Regions from separate parts of the Homo sapiens genome. Here region 2 is linked to region 1. A link is an interaction called in ENCODE POLR2A ChIA-PET data of the cell type or tissue named here. Cell type or tissue: GM12878. All regions are shown on one strand. Links, peaks and the distances in the headings refer to the core of each region. The heading gives the core; the rest is flanking DNA. Region 1 overlaps GRM5 (glutamate metabotropic receptor 5). Region 2 overlaps GRM5 (glutamate metabotropic receptor 5).

Evidence for each region. Peaks named below come from ENCODE experiments on the same cell type or tissue, not always from the same donor. Only the 100,000 strongest peaks of a DNase experiment are listed, where the experiment ranks them.
Region 2: POLR2A ChIA-PET joins it to region 1 with 5 read pairs; 2 of 35 experiments call an interaction of 5 or more read pairs at or near these places.

Annotation. Positions count from the first base shown.
Region 1 is chr11:88,882,912-88,891,254 of GRCh38, forward strand. The region is part of intron 2 of GRM5 (glutamate metabotropic receptor 5); the gene reads right to left. Among named protein-coding and RNA genes, the nearest start is that of GRM5, 180 kb to the right of the region's middle. In GM12878, for the core only: a CTCF peak has its summit at 4,092 (motif pointing left); a DNase peak (open chromatin) is centred at 4,030.
Region 2 is chr11:88,693,795-88,702,137 of GRCh38, forward strand. The region is part of intron 3 of GRM5 (glutamate metabotropic receptor 5); the gene reads right to left. Among named protein-coding and RNA genes, the nearest start is that of GRM5-AS1, 190 kb to the left of the region's middle. In GM12878, for the core only: no CTCF peak of the experiment used is centred there; no DNase peak of the experiment used is centred there.

The DNA of each region.
Region 1 (8,343 bases), core at 237-8,236:
TCTGATGGTTTTGTAAAGGGGAGTTTCCCTGCCTATGCTCTCTCTCCTGCCTGCCAACACGTAAGACATGACTTTGCTCCTCTTATGCCTTCTGCTATGATTTTTGAGGCCTCCCCAGCCACATGCAACTGTGAATCCATTAAACCTCTTTCCTTTATAGATTAACCAGTCTTGGGTATGTCTTTAATAGCAGTGTGAGAACAGACTAATACAGTAAACTGGTACTGGTTGAGTGAGGTACTTCTGTAAAGATACCCCAAAATGTGGAAGCAACTTTGGAAGTGACTAACTGGGAGACAATGGAACAGTTTGGATGGCTCAGAAGAGGACAGAAAGATGTGGGAAAGTTTGGAACTTCCTAAAGACTTGTTGAATGGCTTTGACCAAAATGCTGATCATGATATGGACAATGAAGTCCCATTCAGGTGATCTCAGATGTAGATGAGGAACTTGTTGGGAACTAGGTCACTCTTTCTATGCAAAAAGACTGTGGGCATTTTGTCCCTGCTTTAGAGATCTGTGGAACTTTCAACTTGAGAGAGATAATTTGGGGTATCTGGTGGAAGAAATTTCTAAGCAGCAAAGAATTCAAGAGGTGACAGGGCATAAAAGTTTGGAAAATTTTCAGCCTGATGATGCAGTAGGAAAGAAAAACCAATTTTCTGGGGAGAAATTCAAACCAGCTGAAGAAATTTGCATAAGTAACAAGAAGTCAAATACTAATCACCAAGACAGTGGGGAAAATGTCTCCAGGGCATATCAGAGACCATCATGGCAGTCCCTCCCATCACAGGCCTGGAGGCTTAGGAGGAAAAAAATGGTTTAATGGGCAGACCCCAGGGCCCACTTGCTGTAGGCGGCCTCAGGACATGGTGCCTTGCATCCCAGCTGTTTCATCTGCAGCCCCAAGCCTTGGCAACTTACACATGGTGTTGGGACTGTGGGTGCACAGAAGTCAAGAATTGAGGTTTGGAAACTTCCATATACATTTTAAAGGATGTATGGAAATGCCTGAGTGTCCAGGCAGAAGTTTGCTATGGGGTCAGGGCCCTCATGGAGAACCTCTGCTACAGCACTATGGAAGGGAAATGTGGGACTGGAGGCCCCACACAGAGTCCCCACTAGGGCACTGCCTAGTGGAATTGTGAGAAGAAGGCCACTGTCCTCCAGAAACCCAGAATGGTAGATACACCTATAGCTTGCACTGTATGCCTGGAAAAGCCACAGATACTCAATGCCAGCTCATGACAAGAGCTGGAGCCCTACACTGCAAAGTCACAGGGGCAGAGTTGCCCCAAGACATAGGAACCCACCTCTTGCATCAGCATGACTTGGATGTGAGACATGGAGTCAAGGGAGATCATTTTCGAACTTTAATGACTGTTCTATTGGATTTTGGACTTGCATGGAGCCTGAAGCCCCTTTGTTTTGGCCAATTTCTTCCATTTTGAATGTGTATATATACCCAATGCCTGTACCCCACTGTGTCTAGGAAGTAAGTAACTTGCTTTTGATTTTACAGGCTCATAGGAGGAAGGAACATGCCTTGTCTCAGATGAGACTTTGGACTGTGGGCTTTTTAGTTAATGCTGAAATGAGTTAAACCTTTTGGGGACTGTTGGGAAAGTATGATTGTGTTTTGAAATGTGAAAGGGACATGAGACTTGGGAGGGGTAAGAGGTAGAATGACACAGTTTGGCTGTGTCTCTACCCAAATCTTGAATGATAGCTCCCATAATTCCCATGTGTCATGAGAGGGACCCAGTGGGAGGTAACTGAATGATGAGGGTGGGTCTTCCCTATGCTATTCTTGCGGTAGTGAATAAATCTTATGAGAGCTGATGGTTTTATAAAGGGGAGTTCCCCTGCACATGCTCTCTCTCTTGCCTGCTGCCACATAAGACATGACTTTGCTCCTCCTCTGCTTTCCGCCATGATTCTGAGGCCTCCCCAGCCATGTGGATTTGTGAGTTCATTAAACCTTTTTCCTTATAAATTACCCAGTCTTGGATATGTCTTTATTACCAGCATGAGATCAGACTAATATACCATATTTGTCCTTAAAATTGAATAATATTTCCACATTTCAAAATTTCCACATTACTGCCTTAACTGAATTACTCATTCCTAAGATCTGAAAAGAAGCCATTTTTTAAAATAATATTTTATTTATATATGTTTATAAATGTTTCTGAATTTATATATATTATAAAATGAGGTACATCCCATTCTTGTTTTATCCTATTTTTTAGGCTCTAGTTTAAATCAGTTTAAATATATAATTGTTATGTTTTAGATCTTCCATCTACTGAACCACAACTCAATGTGCAGAAAGGAAAAAAATACAAACCAAGATTAAATCCTCTGAAGCATATGTTTTATAAAGACACAAGTGGCAACTCAATAAAAGTATTATGATTATTCCACTTAAATTTCATTATAATTAGAAATCCTTCTATAGAAAAATCCATTGAGAACTTTGATTTTTAAATTACAGTCATCATTAGTAAAATTTCTGAATTCTATAGTAGGTACCATGTTTTTTTTTTTTTTTTTTTTTTTTTTTTTTTTTTTTGGTAAACCAGCTGTGTTTGAAGCTGGGAGTTAGGGGACTTTAGAAAGGTATTTAAATAGTACAGTATCCCTCCTTAAAAAGTTTTTCAGCTCCAGTAAGAGAAACAAATTAATATATAAATAAGGTTTCCACAGATAACCTGCCTTTAAAACAAACCAAACCAAAGAGGCAATATGCAGTTCTCATAAAAAAAAATCTCCAGTCTCTTTGATATAGAAGTTAAAAAGAAATCACTTAGGGAGATAGCAAGGGTTTGGGAATCCTCAGTCACACTTTTTACCTCATGAAAAGCAGCCCCAAATCATTTACTAACAAAGAGCAGCCTGGAAAGTTGAGCTGCAGAGGTAGACAAGTGAGCTGAGAGCTTGCACAGGTGAATGTTGGCAGGAACTGAGGACTAGACATTTTCAAGATGGCAGCTCCATTCTTCCCTTCTCTGCCAGCCATGTATACTGTAAAGAGCAGACGAGATGGTGCCGATCAACTGGAAAGCCTATTTGCATAATAAGATTAAGGTGGGGTGACCAGCCTTCTCTGCACTCTATGTAAACATCATACCTGATCAAACCAATCTATGAGCCCTGTATAAATCAGACACTGCCTCCTCAAACTGGACTATATATTTTGGTGCATTTGCAGCCAGCCAGTCCTTTCCACTCAGAGACCTGTATCTCTATAGAGAAAGCTGTTTCTCTTTCTCTTCTCTTCGGCCTATTAAACCTTTGCTCGTAAACTTCTCATATGTGTCTGTGTCCTAAATTTTCCTGGTGCGTGATGACAAACCCTGGGTTTACACCCCAGACATAGCTGCTTTATAATGGGGGCTCGTCCGGGATAACAACATACAACATTCATCGAGATGGTGAGTAGAGGAGCAGACTCCAACTCTGTCCTTTTATTCTGAGGCCCTTGGCTTCCATTTTAGAACCAGATCAAACCAAATACGGGGCCCCTTTCAGCCATTTAAAAATAATTAGCATGGCTGCCAGCCTTACAAGACTTGGGGGACAGGATTGCTAGGGAGAACATGGAGCATCCCCCAGTACCCATGGGTCACTGGGCATACTGGCCCTGTTTGAACCAGCTTCCTTTCACTGAGGACTTAGCTGTCATGTGGGGCTGGAAGAAGTCCTGGTGTACCTGAGGATTTCCGGCCAGGGTTACCACCATTGTTATCCAAAGGTATTTGGACGGACCCCAGCCTCTGACTACCCTGATGAGATGTCGGCAACAGAATCTCCAACTTTTTATCATAATTTCCTCCTTTCCTGTCTGCGATCATCATATCTATTTCATCCTCTCTGTGTATGCAATGTATGGGAAATTTTATAGTTCAGGGAGGTAATCTTGTTTGGCAAGATCAGGGAATGTCATAGTAACCAGCGATATAGCTCAAGGGAAGGCATCTTTGTGATTTTCGAGGAACAGAGGGTCACCCTCACCACAGGGAGCATCTCTCTCTGCCCTTGGTCTGAAAAGCACATGACATTTCAAGGCCAACAGCCCCACCTAGTGGAATAGGGATCTTTTCCATGAGGCACATCGTTGGTCCTTTACCCAAACACTCTAGCTAACCAATTCTCTCCCTTTTTGCATCCCTCTACTAGACACCATGCTTTATGCTGCTTCTGTTAACAGGAAAACTCTAGCTTCAACAATTAGGATTAAAATGTCTTCTGGAACCAAATGTTAGTTCTTGATACTGTCCCATCAGCAGGAAAATTGCCATTTAGTCCATACATTTTTAAGACACCTATTCTGCCTCCAATTAGAATGGTACTTAATTAGTAAGGGGATTTTAAGTCTGGAAGTTAACCAGAACCATTCTCTAAGGGAAAACGCTTTAGTACAGCCCATAATATCAGGTATAGATTTCAGTCTAGCCCCTCCATTAAAGAGGGCTTGCCCAACTATTATGTAGTTTTTTTTTTGAGATCTATTTTTCAGGGAGCCAGACAGGTCACACAAGTCTAGGAAGTCAAAGGGAAATCACAGGCAGAGGACAGAGGACTAGAGCCACTTGGGTGAGTGTGACAAACCCCAATCTCTAAGTGCCTCTGTTTCCATAGCTGGCAGTCATGCCTGCAACTATGGGTGGCATGTTCAACAAGGTGCCGGGACCCAGGAACCATGGAAGGAATATAGCAAGGGGAATGCCCCCACTGTCTTCCTCTCCACTCTGTCACACGAAAAGGAAGGAGACTAAAGGGATACTTTTTTGTCATTTCTCTTTCTAGATGGGTACCATATTCAGCCTGCACTCCCCTGGAGTGCATTCTGAAGCACAGGGACTCCTCTTAACCAGAGACTTTAAAGAAAAAGCAGCTCATTTTCTTTTGCACAAGGGCATGGCCTTTTTACTAGATCCTTGCAAGCACTGCAAAATGAATCCAGCTCTTTTAGCAATCATATCAGGCAGGCCAAAAGAGAATAATTCCCCAAAATGAGAAAAGCAACTTCCAGGGGAACCACCCGAGGCAGCTATTGTGTGTACCAGCCCTTCCAGTCTGCCTTAACCGGGGCCACCTCCAACCATGCCACCAGTTCTTCTACCTCCACCATCTCTAAAATTTTCCATTCCATCACCTTCTCACTTACCCCTACAGAAAATACATAATTGAGGTGATGCCACCAGGATTCAAGTACCCTTCTCATTGCAGGACCTCAGGCAATTAAAGGGAGACTTAGGCCAATTTTCTAATGACCCTGATAGGCATATAGAAGTTTTCCAGAATTTAACTCAGGTATTTGACCTCTCATGGAGGGATGTTATGTTGCTCCTAAGCCAAACCCTAACTGCAGCTAAAACAGACAGCTCTGCAAGCAGCAGAGAATTTCTGAGGTGAGCAATAGGTCTCCTATAGTAGGCCAAATGGGAAAAGAGAAGATAGAGAAAGTGAAGAAACAGGGGAAACACCATTCCCAGCAGGAAGAGAGGCAATACCTCTTGAAACCCTAATGGGAAGCCCCAGACTCTTCTATGGTGTTTTTCCTTTTTTCACTGTTTTCAATGGCCCTTTTATGATGTTCATTCAACCTGGGAGAAGTTAATTTACCCAAACCTTAAAATGCTTGGCTTACAGTTGAGCTGGGGGAGAAAGAAAACCCAGAAGCATGACATGCCGGCAAAAAGGTAAAAGTTTTTTTTTACTAGTTGGGTTTTTGGCTTCTCTATCCCTGTGCAAACCGGTAAAAGAAATAATAAGGATCACTATTTATATTTTCTGAAAAGTTTTAATTAATGAGAAAGGATTTGTGAGGTTGGCCTTAAGTTGTAGACAATCTGGTGTGCTTTGTGTGTCTTTCTGTATGGTTCTGTCCAAAGAAAAGTTACTTTAGGTTAGGATGCAGACCCAGGACCCCCTAAGCCTGCTGTTCAAGCCAGCCCAACAAAATGATCAGTAACAAACTTGGCTAAAGGCCTCCATCTTGCTTCTTGTCCTTGGGAACATGACCTGTAACCATGTGGCGAATAATTTGTTTTAGTCTCCACCATTTTACAATGTTTGCTGACTTCTTATGCTAAGTCAGTTTCTGGGTAATGGCCACAAAATCAGATAAGCCAGTTTGTCAATAAGGGAGCTGCCAGCTGATTGATCAAGGGCAGGGTTTACAAAATATCTTAAGCACTAATCTTGAGGGCTAAGTTAAGAGATGGTCAAAATCTTGTAGCCTCCAGCTGTGTGACTCCTAAGCCATGGATTTTAATCTTGTGGCTAGTTTCTTGGTCTAGTACCCAGGCAAGAGGAAAGTATATTTTAAGAAAGGGCTGATATCATCTTTGTTTTAGAGTCTAAACTGTAAACCAGGTGCCTCCCAAAGTTGGTTCAGCCTACACCCAGGGATGGACAAGGACAGCTCGCAGGCTTGAAAAAAAATAGAGTTCTTTGGGTCAGATCTCTTTCACTGTCTCAGTCACAATTTTGCAATGACAGTTTCAAAAGCTGCTTATCACCCCTTTAAAAACACCTTGTACACTCACTGTTACATCGTAACATAATTAAGGCTTGTTGGTTTCACCTGTGAGGTTACTTTTTGTAAAGTTCAGAAGCTGAAAATCTTAACTGCTTGGCATAGCTAAAGTTGAGTAACAGTGGATTTAAAGGGATTTTGTTAAAGAGTGCTCAGCTTAATTAAAACTGGGTATTCAAGTAATAAATATATTTAAAAGGCCTTTATATTTTTCTCTTCTTGGATCTTGTTTTCTGGAAAAAAATTTTTATTTTTCTCAGTTGACTAAATCATCTTTCTCCATTTTATTTCTTGACACTCTTAATGCATGTGTGAGAGGCCCTAAGATAACTTCTGGTAGTCCTTGGGAAAAACAGAGGAGGTGCCACAGACCCCATTGTGGGGAAAAAAGCAAACAAACAAACAAAAAAAACCCTTTCTTTTCCTCATGAAACCCCAGGAATTAAGAGCAGATAGTGCCCTCTCTAAATTAAAGGTTCTGTTCAGTTTTGCTTTGTGTGTTCTGACCATTTTGAGTTTTGGGTGTATCAAAATACTTCACATTAGGAGAGAGCTTTGATGTGTAATAAGTAGGCAGGAAATACACTTTAAGGGATGGCAAATAGTAGTTATAAATCAGAGAAGCATGCTCTTGGCCACCTGAAAGATATGGAAACATCCCCACATCCCCACATCCCCACCCCCGACTGAGAGATGATACTCCCATGGGGGATAAAGCTGATTAGCTTTGGGTTGCCTTACAATGAAATACATGGTAGAAGCAATGCACTGTTTTCTCCCATAGTATCTCCCTCCTTTAGGGGACCAAAAATCTAGTATAAAATGGCACACTTAATTTTAGGGATCTGCCTTTGCCTTCAGCTGTGCCTACTTATTAGGCCCTAAAAATGCATGCTACCTGGCCCAGTTCCACCAAAGGCTCCACCCTGAAGCCAGTAATCCAATTAAGAAACTGACAAATGAAAACTCTTACAAGTGCTGAATATTCTGTTTGTGTTGCTATATATGTGTTGTGTGTAATGTCTACAATAAGAGCTCTAATTAATTGGCTTAAAAAATAGTGCTTAAATCAAATATGTTTTAGTTCATGTGACTTTAATTTTTAAGAAATAAAAATAATCTTAAGGATTATTGGTAAAATGCAAGGGTCATCAAAATCCAAATAGGTGGTCTAAATCGTAAAACAGATACTAGGTTTGCTAAATGTTCAAAGGTTGTATACTGCCTGATTTTCAGATAAGTAAGGCCTGGGACACATGGAGTTAGATGCTAGAAAGAGTCAGATCTTATATGCATTTCTGCCTGGGTCCTAGGCTCCACGCCTGGTACATAATTAAAATTGCTTACTAACCAGGTTTCTCAACAAATGTAAAACTTGCTAAGAGTTAACAGTGCAGCATGTATTTGAGATCACTGAACAGTTTTAAAGGCAAGGTGTATAAAAACAGTAAAATGTGTTTTTTAGTAAAGGATTATAAGAAACCATAGAAATATAAATATTGCCCAGGGATGAGGAATTATCTTAAATTTGATAAGATAAAGCTACAGGTTTAAGCATGTTGTGGAAAGATGGTCTTTTCATAAACTGAGCATTGAAATAAAAGCACTGTAAGGCTGTCTTAAGCCACTAATCTGCCCTTTAGCAAAATGGGTTATAAAAAAGGTTTGTAAGGATTTCATCTCATGGTCAAATTGGTTAAGATTAGATGGAATTGTCTTTAGGGTGGCATTTAATCAAATTGGGGTTAACATTAATAAATTAACGCAAAGGTAAAATTTGGCTTTGAGCAGGATTT
Region 2 (8,343 bases), core at 252-8,251, 190 kb before region 1:
GAGCCACACTAATTGATCTCCTTCTAAGGAATGAAATGTTAGGTGTGGGAAAAATACATTCCTAATGCGTGATAGGATCTTAATGGTGAGAGGGAAGGAAGGACATCTCAGGCTGGGTAATAGATAAATGTGAAATTTGTAAGCAAGTCCTGAGGAGACAGAAAAATGTCATGATTAAGAACACTCTTTTTGTAGTAAAACAGACATGGTTTAATCTTGACTCTTTTTTGATCTGAATAAGTCACCTAAATGCTCTGGCCTGGTTTTCTAATCTGCAAATTGGAGATAATAGTACCCGTTTCATAGAACTCAATAAATAGTTGCAATAATATTTAACCACCAGCATAATTGAGCATGGGGATATGCTGCATAATCAGACACTTCCTTTACAAATTAATTTTGGAATTTTAAGTTTTATTAAATGATCTATTTCCTTTTAATTTATCAGCTTGGTGAGATCAAATTCCTGTGTATTGTGTTTTTCTTGAAGTGAACTGTACCTTTTACACACCGTTAGGTCTCCTATATTGCTATTTTATATCAGTACAGGAGGAGAGTGGTATGGATTGTGGGGACAGGAGAGAGCAGCATAGGCAGGTACAATGAATAGCACACAACAAAATGTAGAGGTGAATGCAAGGATGTGACAAAGTGTAAGTGATGTGGTATGAATTTAAATGAAGACTACCAAAGGGGAATACAGGTGGAAAGAACAGCAGGCATAACTTCATTTCCAGCTCCATCCTTCTTAGAGAACTATTTTTTTTTTTTTAACGAGAGCATGCCAATGAGCTTGAAAAGTGTTAAACTGAACCAAAAAATGATATCTCTAATTCTTCAGGGTCCCAGATGCTTTTAAATGCATGATTGGACAATCATAAAACTATCATGACCATATAACTGAAGATGATTTAAGAATGTACTTTCTTGGTTATTTAGAGAGCAATGTTATGGGTGTTTTTCTTTTATTATATAGATATGATTGCTTATGATTGCAGTATCACATTAGGTTATTGATTACATGGTACTCTCGGGACAGATTATTTCTCTTGTATATGTATATGCTAGGATGCTAAAGGACATCTACCACACAGATAATTTTTGAAGAAGATGACTACATGAAAAACTGAGATCTTCAAATGGAAGCATTTTTAAACTCCTCAGTGAAGCATCTACTCTCACATGAGCTCTGAACTTAACCATATAAAACATGGCCTTGTACCAATTTAATGACTGATGCAAGAGAGATAAGTTATGCATGTGGGTCAAAAGCTATGGAATAATTGAGAGGGTTTATTCACAGCTCTCTAGGTATGACATCTGACAAGGAGAGAGAAAGAAAATAGCAAAGAGCTTGCATGTCTCTTCGTTTCCATCAAATATATTTTCAGAAGCAGACCAAAAGGAGTTGTCTCTGAAATTTAATAACCTCTAGAAATAGTTACATAACATGTAGAAATAAGTTTGTTTTATAATATGCAGTTCTTAGATGTTGAAAAAAAAAGATTGCTTGATCATTTCTTAACCCAGCCATCTTCCAAGTATGTACTTCCATTATTTATATAGTGGAGCTGTCCTACTTGCTTTGTAAGGCAAAATACTGAAATTCACTAAAAAGAACTTCTCACACAAAGGTACATTTCTACTTTGTGTGATATTACTTACTGCTTTGAATGGCCTCAGGTCAGTATTTTTAGGAAATAACTATGACTTTTTTGACTAAGTCCTCTAGATCCCAAGTAATTTTTATCTTTCCCATTGCCAAAGAAACATTCATATGAGTCTAACAAGATGACTTAGATTAAATTCACTTTTATATTTGAATATTTCCTGGGGCTTTTCTATACCTTCCAAATACAATGGTCCTGAAAGGATATTTGTAATTGAGTTTTCAAGGAATCAACACCTATTTTTGGTAGTTGTGTTATTGAAACGGGAGTGTAGTTCCCTTATCCCTCTCACAGGGCGTGAGACAGGGTGTGGCTCGCTTCTTCCATGCTCTGCTGCTAGAAGCCCTAGGGGAAGCATGCAGAAGGGTAGGTTGTGTGGAGCATTTATGGGCTCCCACCCCATCGGCGTTGTCCAGGGTTGAGTGTTTGCAGCGCCAGAAACCTCAGTAGGCATGTGTTACAGTTTGCTCTTTCAGTTTTGCCCTCTTCAGGCGACTTGTGTGAATCAGCTCAATTAGACCCTCTGCCTTACCACAAAGACAGAAGGCTTTCTGTATCCTGGATTCTTGCCCTAGTGTACCAGAAAAATTGGGTCACACTTGGGCTTGGAGGATAGATACAAAGTTTTATTAGCTGTCAGTGAGATGGATGGGGAGGCCAGAAGGGGGATGGAGTGGGAAGGTACTCTTCCCCTGGAGTCCGATTGCCCAGCGGTAGGGCTCTCCTCCCACTGCTCCTGGCTGAATTTCACTGTTGATGGTCTGCCAGCGTCTGCTGGTTTCTGTCTGTGGGTGTTCTCTTCTGCTCCTCTCCATGTCCAACTGCTTGTGTCTGTGCCTGCTAGGGTTTCCGGTGTTTTATGGGCACAGAATGGGGGCATGGCAGGCCAGAGTGGTCTTGAAAAATGCAACATTTGGGCACAAAAACAGGAGTGCCTGTTATCACTTAGGTCTGTGGAGCCTTTGTCAGGGACCCCACCCTTCTCTACCCAGCACTTCCCTGCCTCCCTGCCTCCCTTCTGTGGTTAAGAATGACATGTGATTTGAACATTAAATAATCATAATGTCCACCTTGGTGGGGTATGTGGTTTAAGTGAAGTGGTCATCTGTAAGATAATAATTGGGATTTCCAAGTCAGACACACCTGGATTCCGACATTTGATATTTGATAATGAAGCCCTGCTGGGAAAATTATGTAACATTTCTGACTCTAGTTTATTTTTTAGCAGAATGGGTTTTATAATGTTACCTATCTCATTGAATGGTTGTAAAGATTAAATGACATGAAGTACGTAAAGTGCTAGCACAGTATTTGGCATGCAGTAAGCCCTCAACATGTAATTTGGTGTTATTACCTTTGAATAAGATAAATGGAAGAAATCTTTGATAACTTATCACTAAACTCCAAAAAAAGACTAAATTTCGTGTCAAATGATTGTGAGATTTTAAAAGAATCTTTGGAGAAGGTGATGCTGTATCTCTGTGTATGTGATTTTCCTTTAAAAATTTTTTCTTTCTAAGCCTACCAGCTGCAACTTAAGCACATATCCTTTTTTCAATATTTCCAGATTGGCACAAGAGCTGATTTGGCATATAATTTATGTCTCATGTGTATACAGTATGTAGTGTATATAATTGCTATATATAGTATTTTTTATAAAATGTTCATCATGGAATTAGATTCTAAGTCAGCAATTCTCTTTCAAACGCAGCTGCATCCAAATGACTCTTTCCCTGGGGAAGGAAATTTTTTATTTTCCCCTAAGGTCACACAAAGCCATAAATGTGAAGAGCAGCTGACAGAAGGCAGTTTTTCTCTGCGGCACTTTTTCCTGACAGTAGTGCCATGATGACCCTTGTGTTTGGTTCTGTCACTAGGATTGATGCGCTTTTGTATGGGTTCCCAGAGGACCATTTATGTTTTGCAATTCCTTCCACAGATTAGGATAGTGCTCTGCAAGTGCTCACTCAATACTCATTTGTTAACCAACAGTAAAATACTACAAATGGATACCTGTAGAAGCAATGCAAGATCATGTTCTTTATCTTCCAAGTTTGTTTACTACAATGTACAAGTGCAGCCACAAGGTACACATTATAAAGATTTAGTGGTTTCCTAGCCTCAGATCCATGGACTACATAAATGCCATGTGATATGAAACTTACTTGAATGAAGCAGACCCACAAAATACATGCACAATTGTGACTAGGAAAGTGCTTTTGTCTAGACAGAGGTTTTATAACTTTTATTAATTTCCTAAAGGATGAACAATTCAAAAATCAGGGATCATAGCACTGACAAAAGCTCTAAAGTAATAGATTTCTCTTTGTATGCAAGTGAAATCTTTAAATATATAATCACATTTTGCCTGAGAATGCTTTCATGTTTATATCTTGGCACTACTTCCATTCAATTGTGCTAACCAAAAACCCAGAGAGTCATACTGGACATCTTCTTGCTCATATGTAATCCAGTATCAAGTGCTGTCAACTTTACTGACTAAATTCTGTTCAAATCCATCTGCTTTTCTCCAGCTCTGCTAGCACAGTTAATCCATGCTATCATCATCTTTCATCAGGAAAACAGCAATAGACTCAAAATTCTTTACTGTCATTCAGACTCGTCCTCTGCCAATCCATTCTCCACAGGGTAGCTAGGGAAACTTTTAAAAATGCAGATCTGATTATTAACTCCCCTGAATAAAAAGTGGTTTCCCATTTCTCTCAGGGTAAAGACAAAAGTCCTGAACATGACCCTATATGGTCGGGCCCTGCTTGTCCTGCAGATTCTCTTTATGCCATGCTCTTGTTTGGTCTCTCTATTCCAGCTAGAATAACCTTCTTTTTATTCTTTATGTGTGTCATGTCCTCTTCTACCAAGGCTTCTCAGCATGTATTGTTTCCTCTGCCTGAAATACTTAAAAACATTTTTTCTACAAATTCACTCTTAGTGCTTCTTATATGCTGCACATATTACTTTAGCAAAATCTTCCATGACTTCCACTATTATACAAATTCATGAAACCATATGCTCTGTTTCAGAGAACTTGTTACCTTGCTAGCACAATGGGCTCAAGAAGAGAGTAGTTATTGGCTACGTATGGATTCAATAGCATGGGATCTTATTCTCCAGATTTGATCTAGTTACTGCCACCATCAAAGGGTCTGCCTAGAAGTAACAGAGACCACAGCTGAGTCCCCTGTGTGGCAATATGTTTTTATTTCCTTGTTAATAATTTGATGAATGTGAATCTTTCCAGTTAGACTGCAGTCTCAGTGAAGGGAAGTATTCTTAATGGTCAAATTTTCAGGTCTTGGCATTGCTCCTGGTACAGAGAAGACATCCATATGAACAGACTGAATGAATGAAAAAATGGTCTCCTTCATTAAGCATAATATTTGTAAAAGTAGAAATTATGAATGTATGGTGGATTGAACAAAGTGGAGAATTTACAACCATCTTCCTTGAGATCAAATGCCCTTTCCATCTGCTCTCTAGCTATATGGTCTCAGATTATACAAGTGGTTACAACCTATGAGTAAGGACTATTGCTATTTCAAGGTACAGATGGAGAAAACTGAGACTTAGAAAACGAACAATTCTGCATTAGTCTCCCATTCCGACAAAACAAAAAACAAAACAAAAAAAAAAACCGAGTTATTCTCTAAGGGTCATTCTTACTTACGGCCTCTAAGAAATTTGGGAATGACAATGTGTTCTATATTCACATTCTTTACATGGGTCAGCTGTGAAAGTGACTTAGACTTGTAGGTAGAGACAGAGGCTTTGAACCTAACTTTTCACTACAGCATTTTTTAAAAAAAGCATATGAATGAAAAACTCATCGTGGAATCAGATCCCAAGCAGGGTTGAGAGTTTCCAAACTTCTCCCATTTCCTAGGCCTTATCTCTTTCTTATTATCCTTTAAAATGTGTGCAGTAGAAGCTGTGAGGTGCCATAAAGATTTCTCTTCAGGACCAAGGCAGTCATTCCTTTGGCTGCCAGGAGTGTTGATTGCTGACAACTCACAGCTGAGTCTCTGTCTGGGCCTCTCCATCATCTTCATCTAAGAGCAGCTAGGAAGCTGCCTTACCCTAGGCACTCCCATTCCATGGGGACAGCCTGCTTCGAATGAAGGGTATATGTACAAGTATAAAAGCTGCCCTCTTACTTCAAATAGAGACAACTCTGGAGGGGGCAGTAGAATTTCATTATAAGATGTAAATGTGATACATGTGGATCAAGCATGAGCAAGACTAGTAGACACTAATTTGCTGCACGAGCAGAGTGTCCAGGTCTAATGCCATTCACTTAAATATTGATTTAAATACGTTATGTCAGCATTTCTCCCAGAGCTGACACCTGTGGCTGCATGAGAAGTCTCCTATGACTCGATGTCAGAGGAGACAAAAGGTAAGCTTGATTCATGAATGAGCAAGTTCTGTGTATGTTTATAGCAAAAGAGATTTGAGGATGACACTGTGCAGTTGGAGGCATTCTATACCATAGACCTTAGGGGAGTCCTGAAAGATAATGGTAACAGGAAATCCTCCCAATGGATAAAACTTTAGTGAATATCTACTTCATGAGGGAAGAAAAGTGGCCCAAAGTGAATAAGTATGAATTATTGGACAGAGTTGAATGGCTTGGCTGATTGATTAGGAAAGGCCTGCAAATAAAATAGATAAAAGGTAATCAGGATCACCCAGAAAGACTGGGGAAAAGGTATATATGTGAACCTATGGGAGTGGCCAGGGTATGAAGATCTTTGTATTTCATGTTAAGGTTTATCAGAGACCATCTAGTACACAGGAGGTATCAAACAACCATTTAATATTAGCTATCCTCTGTTATCAGGCATCCCATTGCTAGCATGATGGGCTCAAGAAGAGAGTAGCTATGGGTGATACATGGATCTGAAAGCATGGGATCTCATTCTTCAGAATTGATATAGTTACTGCCACTTTCAAAACTACAACCTAGAAGCAATAGAGACAACAGCTGGGTCCCCAGTATGGCACAACTGCTCAAGGAGACCAACCAGCTATTTGGTGGAATGTTGTCTGCATTGTACTTCTACTTTGAAAGGGCAAATAACTTATTTTGACTGAAATCAAAAGTATTTTCCATGTGAAGATTTACTGTTCCTTTTCACAGGGTCTCAGCTAGAACCACTATGGCAGCTCATAGAGTAATCTACCACCATGGCATCCTTTATAATGTTGCACAAGACAAAGGGACTCACAGAACAGCCAAGGAGGTGTGACAGTGGTGACATGTAGATGGGACCCACTGGTCCTACACATTTGGCACCTACCAGAAACTGCTACACATATACAGCAATGGGACAGGCTCTTCAAGGTACAACTGAGATACTGGCTTAGGTACAATGCCCTGCACGGATGGGGTGCCATTTTATAAGATGAAATAAACAGCTTTAACCAATACAGTGTTTCTGTGTCCCTAGGAGGCAGAATACGTTTGTGCAGCAATAAGACAATTGATATATGAGTGGTCCCACTTAACCATCACTCCAAGTGTCCCATTTGGGTTTTCTGTGCTTTTCATCCCTACAAATCTGGATTCTGTGGCTCCAGAGGTCCTGCTTCCCAAGGAGGGAATGCTTCCAGCAAGGGACACAGTGAGTTTCCCAATAACCTTTTAGATTTAGCTGCCACTCAGCCACTGTAGGCTTCTTGAATGAAGAAGTCAACAAGCAAGGAAAGAAACCACCATCTTGTTAGAGCAGTGGGGCTGCAGATCCACAGTTTTTACCATGACAGGGAAGAGTATAATCACTGGGGTGTCTTTTGGTACCTCCTTGCCATATCTTGACAGAAAATTGACAAGTACAGTGGTCATGGACTAAGAAGGACATGGTGATCAGGAAGTCAGACCTCTCAGGGATGACATTCTGGGTCACAATTAGATAAGCGATCAAGACAAGCATAGTCAAGGGTTCTTGGAAGAGTGAGGGAACTTTAGAATGCACCGGAGAGGATAACAATAGCAACAGCTGAGGACTCAAGGTCAGCTTCAGAGGTGGGGCCTGTAGTTTGTTCCACCAAACTTGCTTTGTATATTTTCCCTGGAAAAGAAACCAACCAGAATCTTTGAGCAGCTATTTCTAGTACAGATAGTTAGGTCATGATTCTGTCTTATACATTTTAGGGAAGTAGAAGTTACAGACAAAGTCATAAATCGATACATGGAGGTTACATTGGTTTGGCCCAAAAAGGTAGAACATCTTGAAGCAGGGGCTTACAGGTCATAAATGCGTTCTTTAATTTGCAATTAGTTACAGGAGTAAAACTTTTCTAAAAACTTGGAGTGAGAATAAAGGAATGTTTAGGTTAAGACAAGGAAGGCTGTTAACCAATGTACTGGGTCAGCGTGACCTGTAGGGTTACATGACTTAACTCTTGTCTGGCATACTTAGGTAATGTTTATAATTTGATATCTTATTATCAAAAAGAGTGTCTTTTGTTAGTCTCATGATCTCTATTCTAACATTAATGCTGGCCAGTTGTTGTGTCTAAAGTCCAAAAAGGAAGGGATAAAATGAGTCATATTTGACCTCCCTTCCTATTATGGTAGGGAATTCAGTTTTAAGGTTGTCTGCTGTCCCGTTAGCCAAGGGGGCATTAATTCAGTCTGTTGGTTGGGGGTTAG